Regions from separate parts of the Homo sapiens genome. Here region 1 is linked to region 2. Evidence: chromatin contacts called from ENCODE Hi-C or POLR2A ChIA-PET data. All regions are on one chromosome and are shown on one strand. Each heading gives the region's core, a stretch centred on a gene start or an enhancer-like site at or near the end of the contact. The rest is flanking DNA. Distances are from core to core; before and after follow the strand shown.

Region 1 (3,082 bases), core at 288-2,787, 81 kb before region 2:
ACATCTCTCTTGTGATCTGTTACTTTTCGCCTTGTCAAAAAAACTAGTCTTTATTTCCAGATTCTTGATGGGGTGGATAGGAACTATCTTTTCATAGGTTGGATGCATTTACATTTTTGGTTATTGTGTGTTAAGTGAAGATTTGGCAACTGCTGGTATTTATGCCAGTGGGTTGGCAAACTAGGATATTTTACCCAACGCTGTGGATGATGTTACCTCCAGAGAGCTTACTGTTGAATTTGAAATTGTACTTGGATAACACATTATCATTTGGTTTTATAATTCAGTAGTTTCTAACTCCTTTTAATATGATCAGATTTGAACAGTTAGGTATCTTTTAGCTGACTGTTGAATATAAGTGATTGCTACTAATTCTCAGTAAGCTCAACATGTCTAAATTGATTTGATTTTGCCGAGTTAAAAAAGCCAGTCTTTTACTTTTTTTCAATTGAAAAGGATTTTAGTTTCATCACTTACATTTAAATATTAGAAATGGAACAAGAAGTGTTTCTTGAAAACAGACTCCTAAAGAAGTGTTTCAAATATACAAAAATACTTCCACATATTCACAACAGTGTTATTGCTGCTTAACAAATCACCCTAAAATTTAGTGGCTTAAAACAGCACAGTGTGTGTGTGTGTGTGTGTGTGTGTGTGTGTGTGTGTGTATTTTAAGAGATAGGGTCTCACTCTGTTGCCCAGGCAGGAGTGCAGTAGTGTAATCGTAGCTCACTGCAGCTTCAAACCTCTGGGCTCAAGGAGTCTTCCCACCTCAGCCTCCTGAGTAGCTGGGACTGCAGGGGTGTGCCACCACTCCGGACTGATTTTTAAAAAGTCTTTTGTAAAGCTAGAGTCTCGCTATGTTGGTTGCTAAGTCTGATCTTAGACTCCTGGCCTCACCCTTAGAAAGCACTGGGATTACAGGTGTAAGCCACCACGCCCTGCCTAAAACAAGACAGTTGTTTAAGCCTCATAGTTGCTATAGGTTAGGAACCTAGGCATGACTTTCCTGAGTCATCTGCTTCAGGGTCCTTCACAAGCTGCAGTCATGATTTCAACTTTGGCTGCATTCATCTCAAAGCTTGCTTGGAGAAAGGTCTGTCTCAAACTTGCTTGGAGAAAGGTCTGTTTCCAAACTCACTCATGTGGTATCAACCATCAGAATCCATTCTTTGCTGGTTGTTGGACGGAGGATCTCAGTTCTTAATTGTGTGTAAATGACCCAGGGCAGAGGCAGAGTTCAGTGGGAAGCTGCGGAGCAACAGCTTTGTATATGTAGCTGTTGTCCAGAGATGTCTCTCTCTTGGCTTCATGTGGCGTCTGTATAGGGCAGCTCACAACATAGCAGCAGTCATCATCAGAGTAAGCAATCAGGACAATAGATAGAAGAGGACAAGCAAGATGGAAATCACAGCTTTTGTAACATCTTGAAAGGAACATCCCATGACTTGTCTTATGTTATTTCTTAGAGGCATGTCATAGGTCTAGCCCACAGTCAGGGGAAGGGGATTACTCAGGGTATGAGTACTTGTAAGTGAAGATCATTAAGAGTCATTTCAGATGCTGCTAACCACAGCAGTTGAGTATAGACGCATATGTTTTGGAGGAAAGGGAGAAAGACTGAGTAAGATTCAGAGACTTTTAAGAGCTTTGCTAATTTTGCTTCTGTCTTTGCCCAAGCACCTTGGTTCAGTCTTTTGCTTTCTTTTTTTTTTGCCATAGTGGCAAAAACCACACTTTTGCACCAACCTAATAGCACTTTGCTTCATGTTTGCTGTATTGTTGTTTCCTTTTGAGAGAATTTACCCTGAAAATAGCCTCGCTTATGTGTTCACCTGCTTCTCCTGGCTTTGCACATTATGACAGCCTGGTATACTATCATGAAAGGTGACAGGATCCCAGAACTGATTTTTGAAGCCTTGAGCTGAAAGGCTGCTGCTTTCTGTAAGCAATTTTACAAATTATGGATAAGACTATATTTACATATGGAGGCTGGTACTTTTGGAAACTGTTCCTTGAGGTGTTTTTTTTTGTTTCTGTTTTTGTTTTTTTTTTTTTTTTTTTTGAGACAGAGTCTTGCTCTCTTGCCCAGGCTGGAGTACAGTGGCGTGATCTTGGCTCATTGCAACCTCTGCGTCCCTGGTTCAAGCAATTCTTGTGCCTCAGCCTCCCGAGTAGCTGGGACTATAGATGTACACCACCATACGCAGCTAATTTTTGAGTTTTTTAGTAGAGACGGGGATCTTGCCATGTTGGCCATTCTAGTCTCGAACTCCTGACCTCAGGTGATTCACCTGCCTCAGCCTCCCAAGGTGCTGGGATTACAGGCGTGAGCCACCATGCTGGGCCCTGTTCCTTGAGTTTTAAATAAACATTTACAAGTTTCTGTGAGGAATGAACTCTTAAAACATTTAAAGGACAAGAATGGTTTTGATCACCTTAGCGTTCTTTGCACTGTTATGTGGAGCATAAAACAAGTGAGACCCTCCTTAGGCTGACATTCTTTCTTCTGGAATACAAAAGAGTAGTTGCTTTTGCTTTGCACAAAATACGGGAGAAAAAAAATCAGAATTTTAATTGGAGAAAGGGTATAACCAATGAGGAAAGAAATTTTATTTGTAATCTTCGGACAGGATTTTTTTTTTTTTTGAAGATGGAGTCTCGCTCTGTTGCCCAGGCTGGAGTTCAGTGGCATGATCTTAGCTCACCGCACCCTCCCACTCCTGGGTTCAAGCTAGTCTCCTGCCGCAGCCTCCTGAGGAGCTGGGACTACAGGCACACACCACCACGCCCGGCCAATTTTTTTTTTTTTTTTGTATTTTTAGTAAAGACAGGGTTTCGCTGTGTTAGCCAGGATGGTCTTGATCTCCTGACCTTGTGATGCTCCTGCCTTGGCCTCCCAAAGTGCTAGGATTATAGGTGTGAGCCACCGCGCCCGGCCTTGCAGGGGACAGGACATTTTTGAGACTAAAAGGAGAAAAATAAGTTTAAAAATAATTATTGAATTGTCCTTTGCATAGTTTACATTAATTTTCAGTATCCCCTCTGTGACCTGGTTTGACCGCTGTTTTGCCTAGGTGTG
Region 2 (3,361 bases), core at 755-3,254:
CCTGCCAACCTGTGCCCACTACTGAGGCCTGCCAAGCAGTCCAATGTCTGAGCATGCTCATCTCTTCAGACTGGGGAGCCTCTTTTAGCTTGTAACACAGGAGGCTGGAGCTCACAATTGTGCCCGTGGCCCTAGCCTGAGGATGCCATCTGCCCTTCTTCACCGACTTTGCTCCAGGGGCAGATTTGGTAAGTGTTGGCAGTTACAGGCTGGGTCCAGCCAGAGAGGCCAGGTGGAAGCCCACACCAGCTGGTGTCTGGAAGTGGAGCGTCAGGATGGTTGAAGGAACTTCACATGGGCCCCTCAAGGGGAAGGGCTAATCACTAACAGGCCCTGGGAATAGGGGGAGAAGAAAAGGAAGCTGAGGGGATGCAGGTTTCCAGTCCAGCATGTGATTTTGCCTCAGCAGCTGTCGTTGGGGCCCTTTCCCAGCATTCCCCACTGCAGTAGCCATCATGGCGCTTGCAGAGGTGGCATGCTGCGGGCATTGGGAACTGCAGTCCATGCTGCTCTGATAGCATGATTCCAGTCAGATTGACCTGGGGTCACATGTGGGTCTCGCCACTCTGTGTGCACTTGGGCAAGTTAGTTCACCTCATCTTTCACCAAATTCCTTGCTGGAAGTGGACCAAAGGTAACAGATCTATGTAAAGTGGCTCTCTTGTCATGTCATGGGAAATTATGGCAATTAAATTGTGTCCAGCACACTGGTGTAATAAATGATACCAGTTTCCCTGCACAGTTTTTGATGAACAAAACTATCTTTGTTCATTAGTTTACATAATAATGTCATTTGTTGTGAACCGACTCTGCGTCAAGTCACACATGAGATGGTTTTCACATGTTCTCAACAACTGTTCTGGGAACCAACAGCCCTGTGAAGAATGCGGCTGTCCCTATCTCATAGATGTGGAAATAGGTCCTAGGATCTGATGCAAGTCTTTTGATAGACCAACTCTGATCAATAAAGCTTTCCCCTTAGTTCATCATGCGAGGGGGTGGGCATGGGGGCAGACCCCTCCATCTGCAGGATTGGGTTTCATGGAGTGGCCTGGGCTCTGGGCCACCCCCTCTTCTGACCACCATTACTCTGCTACCAAGTCCGTCCCAAGGATTCTATGGCCCGGGCTGTCGTCACACACTGGGTACCGGCATTCTTGGTCTCTCTTCCAGAGTCCCTCCAATGTGCATTCCTCAGTTTATGTAATAACCCTTACCCTCTCACAGTGCTTTACAGTTTACAGAGTACTTTGTATTTGAGATACCATTGGTCCTTGTAGAAAGCTTTAGGGAGTCAGGGAGAGATGTTTCAGCCCTTTATACAGATGAGGAGTTTGAGACTTAAGCCCCGCAGTCAGTAACCAAGTGAGGATTTTATCTGAGGGTTCCTGACTCCCAGCCCAGTGCCCTGTCCATGTCATCCTGCCCTTGCCACCCGCCATTAGCCCCATGAATGGCCATCTTCTCTTTTTGAGGCTCAGAGGGATTGCAGAAGGGTGAGGCCCTGGGGAGTGAGGCATCCTTTTGAGGGAGGAAACCTGTAACTTTATGTAGTTACCATCTGTAGCCACACGAGGGTGCTGCCACCTAAAGCGAGTATTATGGAGGCCTAAGGGTTCAAGGTCAGGGTTGGGATGGCTTTCCCCTGGATTGAAGGGCTCAGGAGTGTAGTCAGGAATCCCACCCAGAGACCAGAGGTCTGGCATCTGCCCTGAAACTAAGCTTTCTCCCTTCTTCACTCCCTCTCCTCCTGCTTCCTCCAGCGTCTGCAGTGCATAGCACTAGGCCCTAACACACACAGGGTGTCAGGGTATGGTGAGTGTGGGGTGAGAGGGTATGGTCACTGACCTGGCTCATGAACCTCAGCTTTGCCTTTGACTATGTAATCTCTGGCAAATCACTGACTTCTCTGGACCGTGGTTTCTCCAGCCATCACCTGGAGTGGTAGACCAGGCCTGTCACTCTCACAGGGCTAGTGTGAGATCACACAGGAAGACACATCACACAGGCAGCCCCTTGCCTCTGTTAATGCAACCCTGGTGCCTCTTTCTGGGGCCACATCCTGGCTTTTGCAGCAAGCTTTCAAACAACGCACACCTCCGAGTCTATTTTAATGACTGAGCTTCAAATCCCAGCTCTGCCTGGCCCTTTGTGACCTTTGTAAGTCATCTGCCTTCCTCTCTTTCCTCAGCTGTAAAATGGAGTTAATAATAGCTTTATTTCACAGGGTATATTGGAAGCCCTTGGCACACACAGGGCTGGGAACACAGTAAGCCATAAATAGGAGTTATCATTACCTCCAATTTTTCCTTGCTATGTTGGGGCCCTTGCAATTTTCACTAGGGTGAAACTGGGTGTTTGACAGGAGCTGGACTAGGTCCAGTCTAGTATACGGACTTCCAGACTGGAATCCAGATTGGGATCTGGAGGTTGAAGTGGGTATTTGACAAGAAATGAACAGGGTCCAGTTGGAGGCCTCAAGTAAGCACATATTTAGAAGGACAGGGCATTGTGTGTTCATCAGAATCTGGGGAGTCTGAAACTCCTCTGTCTGGAGCTCCAGCTAACTTTATGTTTAGAACCTGAAGATTCAGAACCTGTGCCATTCTAGTGAAATGGATGTGCCTCAGGAAGATAACTTACAATTCTAGTGGCCACAATAGGGAAGTTTTACTCTAGATGAAATTATTCATCTATGGGTACATTAAAAAAAGATGATCCTGAGTACTTAAGAAACAATGAGATGCATTGTTCGATGGTACACGGAAGCTTCCCAAAGACAGAATGACTTAAAAAAAAAAAGCCTGTCTAAAGAAATCTTTACAACACACTCATAAAAATTATTTTGAGGCTGGCGTGGTAGCTCATGCCTGTAATCCCAGCACTTTGGAAAGCCGAAGCGGGCGGATCACCTGAGGTCAGGCGTTCAAATCCAGCCTGGCCAACATGATGAAACCTCATCTCTACTAAAAAAAATGCAAAAATTAGCTGGGCGTGGTGGTAGGCGCCTGTAATCCCAGCTACTCAGGAGGCTGAGGCACAAGAATTACTTGAACCCGGGAGGTGGAGGCTGCAGTGAGCCGAGATCGTGCCACTGCATTCCAGCCTGGGTGACAGAGCAAGACTCCATCTCAAAAAAAGAAAAAAAAATTATTTTGAATCTGCATGGCTGTTTGATCTTTTGTCTTTTTCCATCTGAATGCTTGAATATTCTGGACACTATCTTCCTTTAAAAGATCTTCAAATGAGCCAGGAGTATCTGCAACAACTAAATGCAAATCTTGGTCTTGCACACAACTTGGCTATTATAAAAGCAACCGCCTGAGACTAATTGGAAAAAAATTGGATTTCTCCCCTGTCA

Evidence for each region. Hi-C counts contacts between places; a loop is a spot of excess contacts on that map. ChIA-PET counts read pairs that join two places held with the same protein, here RNA polymerase II (POLR2A).
Region 1: a loop to region 2 is called in a map of endothelial cell of hepatic sinusoid, with 2.8 times the contacts of the local background. The contact joins two enhancer-like sites. A Hi-C loop is called at or near these places in 1 of 168 maps with a recorded cell type or tissue (endothelial cell of hepatic sinusoid). POLR2A ChIA-PET finds 5 or more read pairs at or near these places in 6 of 52 experiments (AG04450, CD8-positive, alpha-beta memory T cell, GM10248 and 3 more).

The regions. Positions count from the first base shown.
Region 1 is chr1:31,008,751-31,011,832 of GRCh38, reverse strand. All of the region lies in intron 3 of PUM1 (pumilio RNA binding family member 1), which reads left to right. Among named protein-coding and RNA genes, the nearest start is that of SNORD103C, 42 kb to the right of the region's middle. RefSeq lists an enhancer at 1,735-1,864. Within about 2 kb of position 1,537, at least 2 of the 41 ENCODE cell types and tissues checked have a DNase peak (open chromatin) inside an H3K27ac peak, as active enhancers do.
Region 2 is chr1:30,927,799-30,931,159 of GRCh38, reverse strand. No RefSeq gene overlaps it. Among named protein-coding and RNA genes, the nearest start is that of SNORD103A, 6.3 kb to the left of the region's middle. Within about 2 kb of position 2,004, at least 4 of the 41 ENCODE cell types and tissues checked have a DNase peak (open chromatin) inside an H3K27ac peak, as active enhancers do.